Regions from separate parts of the Homo sapiens genome. Here region 1 is linked to region 2. Evidence: chromatin loops called from intact Hi-C (ENCODE). Cell type or tissue: Caco-2. All regions are shown on one strand. Region 1 overlaps LINC02714 (long intergenic non-protein coding RNA 2714). Region 2 has its middle 84 kb from the start of LINC02714.

What was found. A loop is a pair of places that touch in the nucleus more often than their neighbours do. Peaks named below come from ENCODE experiments on the same cell type or tissue, not always from the same donor. Only the 100,000 strongest peaks of a DNase experiment are listed, where the experiment ranks them.
Region 1: a loop joins it to region 2, with 6 times the contacts of the local background. A loop is called at or near these places in 3 of 110 quality-filtered maps.

What each region holds. Positions count from the first base shown.
Region 1 is chr11:134,739,109-134,747,108 of GRCh38, reverse strand. All of the region lies in intron 1 of LINC02714 (long intergenic non-protein coding RNA 2714), which reads right to left. Among named protein-coding and RNA genes, the nearest start is that of LINC02714, 7.2 kb to the right of the region's middle. RefSeq lists an enhancer at 3,820-4,114. In Caco-2, no CTCF peak of the experiment used is centred here; DNase peaks (open chromatin) are centred at 3,718, 3,978, 4,656, 5,158 and 2 weaker places.
Region 2 is chr11:134,815,862-134,823,861 of GRCh38, reverse strand. No RefSeq gene overlaps it. Among named protein-coding and RNA genes, the nearest start is that of LINC02714, 84 kb to the right of the region's middle. In Caco-2, a CTCF peak has its summit at 4,629 (motif pointing left); DNase peaks (open chromatin) are centred at 4,631 and 5,141.

The DNA.
Region 1 (8,000 bases), 77 kb after region 2:
AGAGGATGGCGAAGCAGGCAGGAGCTGGAGTACTACAGCACAGGACGTCACGCTGGGTGCGATCACCATGTATCCAGCTTTACACCAAGGATACACTCCTACTTTACACAGACATGGAGAATACACCTCAGGAAGAAAGCAGAAGTTTCTTGGAAGTGAAGAGTTGGAAGTCCATTGGGAGACAGTTCTCCATGGATTTCTGACACTTCATGTATTATAAGCAAAACAGTGATCACCATTGTTCCAGACAATCTTTTCAAGAATGTGTGTACAGCAAACAACCTTGGATGATAAAAATAATGTCATCTTTCAGAGCAAAGGGCAGGCGTCTTATTGCCCAATGCAATGAAGATAATGTCTCTCCTGGAACAAAAGACAGGCATGGTTAATCCTATTATAAAAGTTTCCAGTTCCCTCAACTCAAGAGTTCTGAGTTCTTCTCCTGTAATACAACGTACAGCATGTGAAAATGTCATCTGGCCCTTTTCACATCATCCTGTGGAAATTGGAGCTCATGGAAGTAGCACAAAATGCCACAAAAAAATATTCTATCTACTGCTTTTGCTGTGAGTAATAAACTGTCCTTTGTTTCTGACCCAGGAGTCTCTTGTTTTCTACCACCATCACTGAAAATGCGGTAGGCTACCTTGTTAGCTTCCCTGTAGGGTAAAGTCTCAGATCCTTCAGTTTCTGACAGTTGTAGTAAAGAGGATGGGATGTTGACCACAACATGGCTTTCTGTAAAAGAAACTATGAGGACCTCAAAGGTCTATTAATAGGATTTAAGGGAAGTCCGTAGAAATCAGTAGGAAACATGTTCACTAAATTGTATAATTGACTGGGAAATAAACAGTCCTTCCCACTATTGCCTGTTAATTAAGGAGTTGTTCCCTTTTTGCTGGTGCAGATCTTTCTTCTCTTTCTATCACCCCAGTGCCTCCCTAACCCTCTCCCCAGGCCTCAGTTGCTTTAAAGAAAAAGACTATTAGAAATGAGCCAGTCTCCCTGCCCCAAGGGCAACTGAAGGTCCTAGGCACCAGCATGCTGGGGAACTCTGGGGCTGGAAAGTACTCAAACCTTTCTACTGATATTGGTGCAGGTACAAAGCCACCATTCTATGCAGTCCCATGGTTAAAAATTTGAGGGAAGACCGAAGGTCAACTGAGTGGGTTTGGACCAAGTTTATGGTGGACAAGGGAAGTAAAGTGATGTTGTGAGTGGAGGCACAATCTCCACTAACAATAACTCTAAGCATGATTTTAGATGTTTTCTTTTCCTTCTCAATCTCTTTGGGTTTCAGTTATCCTAGTTAGTAAGTAGTCAATGTCTACTGAACTCCTGCTATGTATCAATGCCAAACTGGAAAAGTAATGCATGCCTTGATTCACACAACTGTCATGATGCAGAAATGAGATAGATGTGAAAATGCTCTGGGAAAGAATGTGTGTAGCAGAAAGGAACTACAGTGGGCTCTGGGACGGGAGGTTTAACAGGGTTCTTGGCCAGCAAATGGTGCTCTCCATATGCCGAGGCAGGGAAGAGCTCCCCAGCCAAGCCTGTTCCCAGTGGATGTTGCGGAGCTCTTGGTGCCTTTGTCCATGTCCTAATCAATCAGCAGTGACACCCCATGACCTGCTTCCCCCCCCTGCACACTACAGGTAACTGTCACGTAGCATGTGATGAGAGGTGACCTGTCTTACCCAAAATCTTCTGTGCCAGAGCCTCCACTCAGCCCTCTTCAGGCACTTTATCCCGAGATGTGCCTGGCAGAACCGAGGAAGCAGAAAGGAAACAGCCTTCCCCCCACCAAAAACAAACAAATGAAAAGAAAAGAACAAGAAGAAAACAAGTTTTAAAATCAAACTGCATGGGGAATTTCACCAGAAAAGTGAGGGCAGGTGATGCGTGAGGAGTAGGATGGCCATAGCAAATAAATTTCATTATTGATTTATGTATTTTCGAATAATTCTGAGGGAAAAGTGACTATTTGGGCCTGTTGAGTTGATTTTCGATGTCATACTATGTGTGAAATTATCTAGTCATGAGAAGAGAATAAATAATGCTCAGATTTTCTTGCCAGTGATAACAGCACACCATGCATATTGAAAACCATGGTAATTTGATAAGAACTGTCACATTCCATGCCATGGTTATTTCTTGTCCCTACTTCTGTGTGTGTGTGTGTGTGTGTGTGTGTGTGTGTGTGTGTGTGTGTGTGTGGTGGGGGGGAGGTTCTGGCTACCCTTCTTGCTATTTTTCTTAATCCTTCTTTTGTGTGGCTATCCTACATTTCTCCCTGTCCCTGTCTCTCTCTCCCATTCCCTCCTTCTCCTCCCGCTTCCCTCCTCTCTCTACCCCCTGAATCTCCCTCTCCCTCTTTCTCTCTCTCACTCCCTCCCTCTCTTCCCCCTTGCCTCTTCTCTACCCCCTCTATCTCCCTCTCCCTCTCTCTCTCTCAGCAGTTCCCGATGCCCTCCCTGCTTCCTTCCAAAGCATCTTCACTCTGTCCATCCACTTCTCCAGCTTGTTCCTTCTCTCCTTTGCTCTCACTTCTCGTGGCTGACCTTTGTCTCCCACCTATACTGTCTATCACCACTTTGCTGACCTGTCCCAATGGCACCACATGTCCTAGTGGACTCTCCTTGCTCCTGTGGAGAGGAGACAGGGGTGGCACAAGCCACCCTAGAGGCCTGAAGCTGTGAGCTCTGAGAGCAGGTGCTTAGCTGGGAACAGCTCGAGGCAGCAAATAGCCCCCAGGGCCAGGGATGACAGGAAGGACCTCAGGTCCACGAATTCCACTGTAATTGCTTTCCTGATGAAAGGTACAACCAAAAGCTACCCTTGGAGTGAGGGAAACCACTTTTATTCAGAAAGGAGCTTAAATCTTCCTCAAGCACTGAGCAAGGACTTTTCCCATTCAAAGATACTTCATAGTGTCTTGTGGAAAGGTAAACACCCACATTAGGTTCTAGCATCAGCCTTACCATTTATTACCTCAGGATTTCCATTTTCTTAACACAGAACCAAGGAGCATGCTCACCAGATGTTACAAAATGGTGGCCTCCACCCAGATCTAGACTGCAAACGCGGTGTATGGCATCACATCCAGGGTGAAGCTGAATGCTTTCTGTAAGCCATGTGGAGTCCAGTGGGCACAGCATCCGTTACTCTTTACTGTTTAATTCACAGCAATTTAATACCCTTACACTAGGCTGTGCCCGCAGAAGACCAGAACCCTGGTGAGAGGAAGGGTGTTATTCTCCCTGGGATGGGGAGGAAATGGTGGGAGACAGGGGGAGAAGACAGGGCTATGGACACACTTGGCTCAGCTGCTTGGAGGACCTTGCCGGGGAGTGGAGTTGCTGCCGCACCGCAGAGCTGAGCCTGACTTCCAGCCTTCTGAGCCAAAATATCTTAATCAGATCTCAAGGGAATCAGGAGGAAAAAAAGGCATCAGAATTTCTAATTTTGCTGTGCCAAGCATATTCCTGTTTATGTGAGAAGTCAGAACGCGGAACATAAGAAGGGAGGATGATTCGCACAGGACAAGGAGAGTGGTGCAGAATGAGGAGGCAGAAAGGGGAGGCTGTGGGGGGCACCTCGTGAGGACAGCTTCTCACCAGTGGAACCCTTGAGGTCTGGAGGAGAAACACAGTCAGGAGGGGAAGGGCAGCTACTGATCTTCCTCTCAGACACGTGCAGCAGCCACCAGCCACCAGCAAGAGCACAGGATCCACAGGCAGCAGCTTTGTCTACTTTGTGCCCAGTGATAACCCAGCACCATCACACAGGGCCTGGCAGTCACTCATCCAGTAAATATTATTGATGACCGACTAAATTGTGAAAATAAGTAATTCAAAATCTAAGCTGCTGGCACTCTAAATTGTTTTGAGACTTAAAGGAATGTAAGGGGCCTGAGTCACGTGACAGGCAGCTGTAACCTTTGTTTCTCTGATTATAGATTAGCCTTAGTCCTCACATACACTGTTTGGTTAAACGTTGCAGATAACTAAAGAGCACAAGGGGCAACCCCCTCCCTCTTCACTGTTGACCTTCATCATAGATTATCTTCTCCCTTATCTTTCTCACACAAAACTTCATGATTATCACAGTGTCGAAGATGAAACATTAAATACACACTTTTAAATTGGAAAGGAAATGAAAACCAGTTGTAAAGGAAATAAAAAAAGACCTAAAGAAAACAAACTAATTAAGTTACTGTGACTCATAAACCAGCCTTGTATAAAAAGTTATAATCCTGCTAAACCTCTGTTCTCTGCCTATGTAAGCAAGGACTTAACATTTAACTTAGAGCCCTGACCCTATTTCTCTGGAGTCTTTGTCTCCCATCCCTAGCTTTTCACTTGCATAAAAGCTTTAAACTGGATTCTGGTATTTTTGATTATTTTAGGTTAACAGAACAATATCATATACATCTGTTTCCCCAGCACCTGTCATGCGAAAATAATTTAACATATTTGTGCACAGATGCTTGAGTGTTTTTAAAAAGTCATATGTAATAAACCTTTGGAAGCCACAGACCCCAGTGCCTCTGAGATGAGACTGGCATGTGGTAAGGCTGTGAGCCTAGGAGGCACGCGTTTAGAGCTTCAAGGATGTTAGTGGTTTCTTTCTGACACCAGATCTCAGCAAGCTTCACTCCTGGCACTAGGAGCCTCCATATTTAGCATTGCCGGAGAGGATGACGATGGTGGTGATGAGCTCAGAGAGTTAACATCTCAGAGGTTAAAAACCTCACTGCTGGCTACACAACAACGTGAATGTACTTAACGCTACTGAACTATGTACCTAAAAATGGCTAGGATGGTAAATATTCTGTTATGTGTATTTTACCAAATTTTAAAAACAAACAAACCACTAGTTGATGGTGGAATGTCAAATCCAGCACTTTCTGATTCCAAGGCCCACATGGTATTTCTTGCCTCTGGGATGTGGCATTTTCAAGCAGCCTTTTTATCACATATCCTAAATAAAAATGATCTCTTCAGAAGTAAAATAAACAAATATTCTCATCCCACCCTGGTATGGCAAGACCTGGAAATAGAACAAGCATCTGTGGAATTTCCCTCTAGATAAGACATTGTCCGCCCCTTTTAAAAGCTGATCTGAACTGGAGGCAGAGCTTGCGTGTTGAATTTGGAAGACTTACATCAGTCCTCAGGGTTGCAGGCAGCGTTGAGTACAGCACACACTACTCCGGCCTGACCTGTCCCTCCTCTGTGGCCAGAGAGGGTGGGTTGTCAAACAGGAGGTAAGGATTCCTCTGGGTGCTTCTAAGAGCATCTATTTTATTTATTTTTTTATTTTTCCATAAGTTATTAGGGGCACAGGTGGTATTTGGTTACATGAGTAAGTTCTTTACTGGTGATTTGTGAGATTTTCGTGCACTCATCACCCAAGCAGTATATGCCGCACCATATTTGTAGTCTTTTATGCCTCGCCCCCTCCTCTCCTCCCCCCAGGGAAATGCAAATCAAAACCACAACGTGATGCCACCCGGCTCCTGCAAGAAAGCCCATAATCAAAACATTAAAAAACGGTAGATGCTGGTGTGGATGCATTGAACAGGGAACACTTCTCCACTGCTGGTGGGAATGTAAACTAAAACAGCCACTATGGAAAACAGTGTGGAGATTCCTTAAAGAATTGAAAGTGGAACTACCCTTAGATCCAGCAATCCCACTACGGGGTACCTACCCAGAGGAAAATAACTCAATATTCAAAAAAGACGCTTGCACTCACGTGTTTATAGCAGCACAATTCATAAGAGCATTTATGTTAGAAAGGAGCTGAAGCATGATGATCTGCAGGCAAGCAAGGAGTTATGGGGGAAACTAAAATGCTCCAAACACAGGGGAGAAAAGGCCCAACAGAGAAGACAATTTCCCCATCATAGGATGGCAGGGTTTATGCATCCTACATCCTTTAATCTCCAGCACCACCCTTGAGGCACGTGTGACTTTTATCACCGTTTTATTGATGCCATAAAGAGTCAGTGGTAAAAGGATTTTCTGAAGGTACCACTGACATTGTTCTGAGTCCTCCTCGTCCTAGTCCCTGTCAAGGCCACGGTGCAAAGGTGCCTTCCATGACCCTCATACGTGTCTTCAAACATGCTCACACAGACAACCACGCTCAAAAGCCGTCCACACATGCACCACACACAGCACAACACAGACACACACACCAGACACACATGCAGCAGACACACCACATGCACCACACGGCAGCACCTCCATACCACACACTGTACACACACTACACACCACACACAACCCACACACACCATGCATCACACACACCACACACACACCACACACTACACACTACACACAACCCACCCACATCATGCATCACACATACCACACACACTACACCCCACATACACCATACACACTACACACTACACACACCATGCATCACACATACCACACACCACACACACTACACCCCCCCACATCATACACGCTACACACCACACACCACACACAACCCACATGCACCATGCATCACACATACCACACACCACACACCACACCCACACACACTACACACTACACACAACCCACCCACATCATGCATCACACACACCACACACACTACACCCCACATACACCATACACACTACACACTACACACACCACACACTACACACACCACACACACTACACCCCCCACATCACACACGCTACACACTACACACCACACACAACCCACACACACCATGCATCACACACACCACACACACTACACTCCACACACACCACACACACTACACACAACCCACCCACATCATGCGTCACACATTCCACACACACTACACCCCACATACACCATACACACTACACACACCATGCATCACACATACCACACACCACACACACTACACCCCCCCACATCACACACGCTACACACTACACACCACACACAACCCACACGCACCATGCATCACACATACCACACACCACACACCACACCCACACACACTACATACCACACACAACCCACAAACACCACATACACACACCGCACACACCAAACACATACTATAAACACCATTGACACCACACACACACCAAATACACCACACACCACACAACCACACATCCACACCACACACATCAAACACAACAAATACACACCACACAAACTACACACACTACACACCACACGCACCACATACCTCGCACACCACATGCACACTACACACCAAACATAACCCACACACACCACTCTCGCACCAAACACTACACACCACACAAACCACACATCCACACCATAAACACCAAACACAACAAATACACACCACACACAGCACACACACTGCACACACCATACCCACCCACACCACACACATCACCCACACCAAAAACACACCACACACCACACCACACACACCACACTCCTGCACATCATACGCAACACATACCACAAACACCACACACCACACACATGCCACACACCAAACACAACACACCACACACACTACACACATACACACTTATACATAGACCACCCACCATACACACACCTTACACACACTACACACACACAACACATACTCACAAGTACACATCATACGGTGCCTTAAAAGTAGCAGGAATGAGGTCAGGAAGACAGGCTGTGCCGCAGCACTTGGTAAAGAGGGCACAGGCTCTGCCCGCACCCAGGCAGTCCACCCATGGAGGTGAGGGGTGAGGGAGACAGTCTCCGGGAGCGGCCTGTCGGCCTTGCTGCTTCTGGCTTCCTAAACCAGTTCCTCTTATCAACCCTGCCTCCGCCAGCTCCAACCCAAACCACACGCAGACACACACAGACATAAACACAGACACACAGGCACACACAGACACATAGGGACACACAGACACACTGCCACACATAGAAGCACTGGCACACACAGACATACAAACACGCACGCCCACACACAGACACGTATAGACTTATATGCATACAGACACACACACACACACAGACATACA
Region 2 (8,000 bases):
GTGGGAGAGGTCCAGGAAGAACAGAGGGAAGGGGATGCTCCATGTGAGTTCCTGGGGCAGCAGAGGAGAAAAGGGCAGCCTGGACAGACGAGGGGCCTGGTTGGGGGGCAGGAGGCTCTCATTACAGCTGGGGTTCCAAGTGGTCCAAGATAAAACTGGAAACATCCTCAAGTATGAAGAGGCCGAATGACTCATTTAAAATGTTTTTGACTTTCATTTTTCAGCCACCAGGTTCACCTGAAGTGGCCTCAGCCCTGAAAGCAGGGATTTGCTCTCTAGCCTGAGTCATCCTTCAGCTTCTTCCAGATCACTGTGGGCTCAACCTCAAAGGAAGATGCTCGTGGCTGATGCCACCAAGACCAGGAGGGAAGCACGTGTCCCAAAGTCCCTAAGTGGTTGGCAAGCTTGCCGGTGGCAGGGCAGACTTCCCCATGGAAAAAGAGCCTCCCAGGGCAGCATCTGTAGCTCCAGTGCTGCTGACCAAGGGCTGGAGATGGCTGCAGTGTCCTGAAATGGACATTGAGGAAACCCTCTGCCCCCTTGTCCCTGGGGAGAGGGGCTGCCTGAATGCTGTGGCATGGGTGGGTAGGGGAGAGGCTTCTCAGCAAAGCTAATGAAATTTCAGAGTAAATTTCCCCCCACGACTGTATTTCGTTCCAGAGCCATTAGGATGCTGCTTCCATTCTTTCCATGCCAGTGGCACCTCTGCCTCATTTGCATGTCCTGCGAGCTCCTCCGCTCTGGTGCTGAGAAATTGCTCTGTCAGTAAAAGATGCTTTGAAAGGAATCAGCATAAAGCCATTTGCCAAAGCCAGACAAGGAACCGTCTGGTTCCTCTTCTCCACTCATCAGGGCCCTCCCCAGGCAGGGAGCTCTTTGGGAAGTCGAAGTGCTCACCACTCACACCAGTTAACCCCGGATTGATGTAAGATAGGGTCGCTTTTAAATAAATCAAACACAATCAAAGCACAGAGATCCAAAAAGGCCCACAGCTGGGAGCTGTGTACCTAGGGAGGCCCCTGTAAGGTCAGACTTAGAAGAAGGAGCTCAGGCTTGGTGTCAATTGTCAGAAACAAAATGAGTTCAAGCCCTACCTCAGCAACTCACTGGAGGTGTGAAATTCCCTGATTCTTCCTTTCCTCATCTATAAAGTGAGGATGGCCATTTCTGTCCCCTTTGCATTGCAGAATTACTCAGGATCAATTGAGAGAATGTAGAGCTGAGTAAACTGCAAATTCTGCAACAAATACTGAGTATCAAATGAGTTTGAATCCTAGGTGTACTGCTGGTGGGCTGTGTAGTCTTAAATGATCTCTTTATTTCTCTGTGCCTTGGTTTTAATGCAAATAAACATTACTAGTATAAATATTTGATAAGGATAAGTGCATAATATATGTGGTACCTGGTTCATGCTCAGTGATTTGTACATATTTGCTGTTGTCACTGTTGTTGTTATCGTCATGGTCCTGAAGACAGAAATTCCTGCCAGCCCCTCCCTCTAGTAGCTTATGGTCCCCAAGTCATCATGGGTGCAGGATCCTAGCACTTCCTTCCTGGTATATTGATGGCGTCACACGATGCTGGAATTGAAAGGGACAGTAGTAATCTACCACCTACACTGTGCCAGGTTGTGTGCTAATCCTCTCAGCAACATTTTGAGATCCGGTATTATCAACTCTGTTATAAATGAAGAAACTCTCTCAAGAAGATCAACAAAAAGACACAATGACCTAGTGCAGAGACACAGAGATAAGAATTGCAGAAAGTAGCTTCAATCTCCAGGGCAGAGAATAGCATAGAGATAAGCTGGGGTGACTAGAACCTAGAAGGGTGAAGGAGGCACCTAGCAGAGCTGGCTGGGCTCTGCCTTCTGAGGCTGAGGCTGTGCCGCACCTCTGGGGCTCAGAGGAGGGACCATGAGGGTTGAAACCCACCTCTGGGGAGGGTATGCTTGTCCCTCTGAAGAAGAGTGAAGAGACTGGCCCTGGGAGAGCTGGTAGGAGCAGGAGACCAGGACCCGTGGCTACTGCAGGCAGCCACTGCTGAGGGACCACCTGCAACTCCTGGAGGGAAGAATTAACTCTGGGCAGAGCTGGCAGGGCGGCAGCTGAAAAGGAAGGACCAAAAGCAAGCTAGCAAAGGAAGAAGGTTATTGGCAGAGCTCTGTCCCCAGCATGACATCACAAAGTGGCCTGGAGCAAGGTTGGTTTAAAGCTGCCAGTTGAGAGCTTAGCAACTGCAGTCCCACCTCGGCTGCATAGCGGCCAGGCAAATCAAATGACCACTAGGAAGTTCAGTGAGCAACAGTAACACCCTGAGGCATTCTCCAGGCAAGATGCAATATCCCTTCATAAAATGAAGATGCACTGATTCTCACCTCAAAATGGGACTTAAAATGCAAAATAATCATCGTCTTCACATTTGATGACAGCTCAGGTATCCATCTCTGAGTGATGTTAGTTATTCTCAAATTTAGTCAAAATAATCTGAATATCATTTAATCTATAGACTAAATTATGAAAAAAATAAAAACTTGTAACCCAAATGCTTTTTTAAAATAATTAGGGAAGAAACAGGAGAGGATGAGAAATTTGTAAATAAATACATTATGTACACACAAACACACACACCACTCAAATGAGGTATATGTTGCTTCCAAAATGCAAAAATATTACCAAGAGCAGTCTGCCATGTGTACTGGTCTCTTTATGGTTTTTTGTGTGTTTGTTTGTTTGTTTTGAGATGAAGTCTCGCTCTGTCACCCAGGCTGGAGTACAGTGGCACGATCTTGGCTCACTGTAACCTCCTTGAACTCCCAGTTTCAAATAATTCTCCTGCCTCAGCCTTCTGAGTAGCTGGGATTACCCGCATGCCACCATGCCCTGCTAATTTTTGTATTTTTAATGGAAATGGGGTTTCACCATTTTAGCCAGGCTGGTCTTGAGCTCCTGGCCTCAAGTGATCCACCTGCCTTGGCCTCCCAAAGTGCTGGGAATACAGGCGTGAGCCACTGCGCCCAGTGTGCCCATTTATGTATTTATTATTATTATTATTATTTTAGTAGTAGGTCATGCAAAATGATCTAACTTGACTTTCACCTTGAAGATGAGGCGACAATGTACTTCAGCACTGTAGATGCTCAGGAAGTACATGCAGTGTCAGGCCCATGATTTTTTTAAGCCTTCTTATTTTGAGATAATTTTAGACTTTCATAAGAGTTGTGAAAACAGTAGACAGAATTCCCATACACTTATCACCCAGCTTCGTCTTATGTCATCAATTTACATAGCAACAGGAGAAATATCAAACCTAGAAAATTAACCTTTACCTAACACTATTGTTTAAACTAACGAACATATTTAGATTTTATCAGCTTTTCAGTTTGCACTGTTGTCAGTTTTTTCCATTTCAGGATCCAGGATCACACATTTCACAGTTGTTATGTCTGTAAGTGTCCTCCAATCTGTGATGTTTTCTCAATCTCCCTTTACTTCATAACCTTGACACTTTTGAAGAGTACTGGTTAGTTATTTTACAGACATCCCTCCGTTTGAGTTTGTCTGGAGTTTTCCTGTGATTAAATAATGTGGTGTGCAGTCTTTCTCAGAGCAATGGTATCAGGGATACCTAAAGTCAGTATGTCCTTACTAATGATGTCGACCTTGATTGCTTGGTTAAGACAATGTCTGGTAGGGTTCCATGCTGTAAAGGTGTTATTTTTTTCTTTTTAAGTTGCTAAATGTTCCGGGGGAGATAGCTTTAAGCCATGTAAACACCAGTTGTATCTTAGACTTTTGCCCACTAAATTTAGCATTCATTGGTGGATCTTGCCTGCAGCAATGATTTTTCATCTGTCCCTCCTCTTGTAGCTGAAGATAGCATGGTACTGATAGAAGATTCGGAGCTCAGAACTGTTTTCTCCCCTTCCTCTCAGGGTAGAGGATTTCTCTCTCTCTCTCTCTCTCGCTCTGTCTCTCTCAACAATGAGTCTTTACCAGTACCTTGAGGGTGACAAGATTTGAGAGAGGGGTCTGCGCAGGGGGTCCAGGCTTCCAGACTCCCCACAGCCAAGTTGACACTTCTTCCACACCTGCACCACTGCAGGAGGCTCTCTCTGTGCCTCCACCAACCCCCATCTTTCTCCTGAAAGGCGAGATTCATGAGAAAGAGCCTGCGCCTGTGTGGGTTCCCAGGGCCTCGATGCTCACACTCAGCCTTTATAGGTTTATTAACACCATCGCTGATTTCTCACCCTTTCCTCTTGGCTGCCACCCCTTCCTCCCAGGTTGCACCTTCCTGTTCACCTCTTTTTGGGGCCAAGGAGATTCTCCTCCTTTGCATTCCAGATGAGCTTGTTGCCTCACACCCTCAGCTTTCTGATGGATTTAACACAAGTTTTGGTTTTACGTACAGGCTTTCCAGCTTTCTCTCAAGGCTAGGGTGGGAGAGAGACTCCTTCCACGTCTGCATCTTGGCTCTCCAAGGGCACATGAATTCATTTCCCATGGCTGCCATAAAAATTGGCACACACCGGGTGTATTAAAACAATAAAAATTCATTCTTTCACAGTTCTGGACGCCAGAAACCCCAGATCAAGATGTCAGCAGGCCAAGGCCAGTGCTCCCTCTGCAGGCTCTACGGGAGAAGCTTTCCTTGCTTCCGACAGCTTCTGCTGGCTCCAAGGGTCTCTTGAAGTGTGGCTGCATCATTCCAGCCTCTGCATCTGTGTTCACGTGGACGTCTCATCTGAGTCTTAAATCCTCTGCCTTTCTCTTATAAGAGCACTTTTCACTGGATTTAGGTTTCACTTGGATAATCCAGGATGATCTCATCTCAATTTTTAAAATTTAGTTACGTCTGCCATGACTCTTTCACTAAACAAAACAAGGTCACGTTCACAGGTTCCAGGGTTTTGACGTGGAAAAGTCCTTTGGGGGACTTGTAGCCCCCACATCTGAGAACAGGTTGGGCCTTTGTGTTGGTAACTTCTGTCCCTCAGTGGATATCAGGGAGGAGCACAGCAAGCACTAAACTCCAGGATCCCAAACGGTTTGCTTCCTCCTCAACAGCCTGTGCACAGCAGAGGTCTACACCTCCGTCTCAGCCTTTCCTGTGCAGGTCGCCCTATCTGCCCATTCCTATCCCGGGCAGTCACAGGCCCTGAGGCAAGACACATTCCTGACCTTTGTTCTCACTGCTGGTTTTTTTTTTTTTGAAACTTCTCCTAGATGTCTCCCTGTGTCAGCCTTTCTAGTTATTCCACTATCTGCTCAAACTTTACCTCCTTGGAGGGCCTCCCTGAATACACTGTGTACAACAGCACCTCTGTCCTCACCACTCGCTCTGCCCCCCACTCCTGCTTTGTCTTTGCAGCACTTGTCATTATCTGTCACTATATTCTCTGTGTTTGATATTTACTGGTTGATTGTCTCTTCTCCAATAGAATGTAAGTTCTAAGTGGGTAGGGAATTTGTTTTGTGCATGGCTTTCTATTATATTCAATACTTAATGAAGTGTCCAGGACATACTTGGTGCTCAAAAAATATTCATTGAATCAGCTAATCAATTGATCCATGCCATAGCCAAGTGCATGCCATCCTTCAGAGTGGACACACTGGAAGGTATATGGTCATTTCAATAATGTGAAGATGATGTTAAGATAGTTTAATACTATTTCCCATTTATGGTGCATCTGCTATGGGCAAGAAATATGCACACAAGCTCACACACACACACCATTCTCTATTCATCAAGTGACATTGCAAGGAAAGTCGTTTCATTCTGATTTTGATGTTAAAAAGCCAAAACTTTAAAAAAGTTAAGTAACTCATCCTAAGCCCAGTTTTCCTTGGAATGGGAAATTTATCCTCAGCCTTACATGATGTTATTACCTAGTTTCGATATCAGAGTTATGCTGACCTCCTAAGTTAGGAAGGGTACCTTTTCCTTTATTTTTACGTAATTTTTGCAGGATTGGTATTTTATTTTCTTAAATGCCTGATAGATTTTACTAGTGAAGCCCTCTGAGCCTGGGGCTTTCTTTTGGGAAGATTTTTAATTAGGAATTTAATTTGTTTAACTAACATAAATCTAGTCAAATTCCCTATTACTCTTTTCTATGTGTTTTAGTAAATACCGTTTTTAAAAGTGTCCCTTCCTCTATGTTGCAAAAAAATAATGTGGCATACATTTGTTCATAACATTCTCCTGTTTGTCATTTAATACCTGTAAGGTCTGTAGTCATAGCTCCCTTTTTCAATGACTATATAAATAATCTGTTCCTTCCCTTTTTCTTGATTATATCAGACAGAAAGTTTATCAATTTTATTGAATCTTTTCAAAAGAGTAAGTTTTTAAAAATTTTTCTCTAACATTTGTTTGATATCTGTTTCATTGATTTTGGCTTCTCTCTTTTTTTTTTTTCTACTTTGTTTAATGTGGATTTTTTCTTGTTAACCTAATTAGGTGAAAACTTAGATTGCTGATTTTAATATGTCCTATTTTTACTGTAAACTTTTAAAGTTATATACTTTAAAGTATTGTTTTAGCTGTCTTCCACAAATGTGGATATATGTGGTTTATAATTTAGTTCAAGTGTGTTCTCATTTTCATTATAATTTATTTTCTGACTAGTGAGTTCTTTAGAAATGTCTGGCTTAAATTTTGAATATTTGAGAAATACCTGGATATATTTTTCTTGTTGATTTTCTAATTTTATTTCATTGTGGTCCTGAATAGCCTCTCTGTCATGTGAACCCCATGAAATTTATTGACTTTGTGGCTCAATATATGGTCAATATTGTCACAACATTGTGTCTATGTACTCTCAATTAAAATGTCCATTTTGTGGCTACTGAGTGTCATGTTTTCTAAGTTTTAACTACTGAATGTGATTTCATAATACTCTTCAGAATGTATACATCACTACTCATTTTTAGTACAATAGTTCCATTAATTACTGAGAATGAAAATTAAAATCTCAAGTTGTAATTGTAAATTTTTCTGTCTGCCTTTTCTTGTGTCAGATTTTCTTCATCTACTTTGAAACTTTGTCAGTTGAACATACATTTAGAATTTTTTGTTTTCATGAGTTAACCTCTTATCTTTAGGAGAGGTCTAATCTCTATCTCTACATAATACATTGCCTGAAAGGAATACTTTTACAGATATTAATATAGCTTTTCCAGAATTTTTACAATTAGTGCTTGTATGGTATAGCTTTTCTTTTTCCTTTTCCTTTTAGCACATCAGTATTTATATTTAAAATCCATCTTTTTTAATCAATATATACTCAGGCTTGACTCTTTAACGCAGTATAACAAAACATTTTTAATTTGAGTGTTTAGTCCATTTATATCTAATACAAATATTGATATTGGTCCTTGCAAAATCCTTCTAACTTGACATTGTCCTGAAATATCTAGGCAATCTCAAGGACATATAACATATGAGGTTGGTTGATCAACCCATTTTCAAAGCCCATACTCTAACCCACATCTCTATTACTAGCTTAAACTATAGAGACTAATGAGTCAGATACTGCCTTTTCCAGCTTTTCTTGTACTCAGGAATACTTTTGACCGGACTCTGTATAATTAGAGGTTAAAAAAAATCATTTGAGTTTCTAGGGCAACCTATATTTTTGGTAGGAGTAAGAAACTGAACATAGGCTGGGTGCGGTTGCTCACGCCTGTAATCCCAACACTTTGGGAGGCTGAGGAAGGCAGAGCACGAGGTCAGGAGTTCAAGACCATCCTTGCTAACACAGTGAAACCCCATCTCTACTGAAAACACAAAAAATTAGCCAGGCGTGGTGGTGGGCACCTGTAATCCCAGCTACATGGGAGGCTGAGGCAGGAGAATCTCATGAACCTGGGAGGTGGAGGTTGCAGTGAGTCTAGATCACACCACTGCACTCCAGCCTGGGCAACAGAGCAAGACTCCATCTCAAAAAAAAAAAAAAAAGAAAAAAAGAAAAAGAAAAGAAACGAAACATAAAG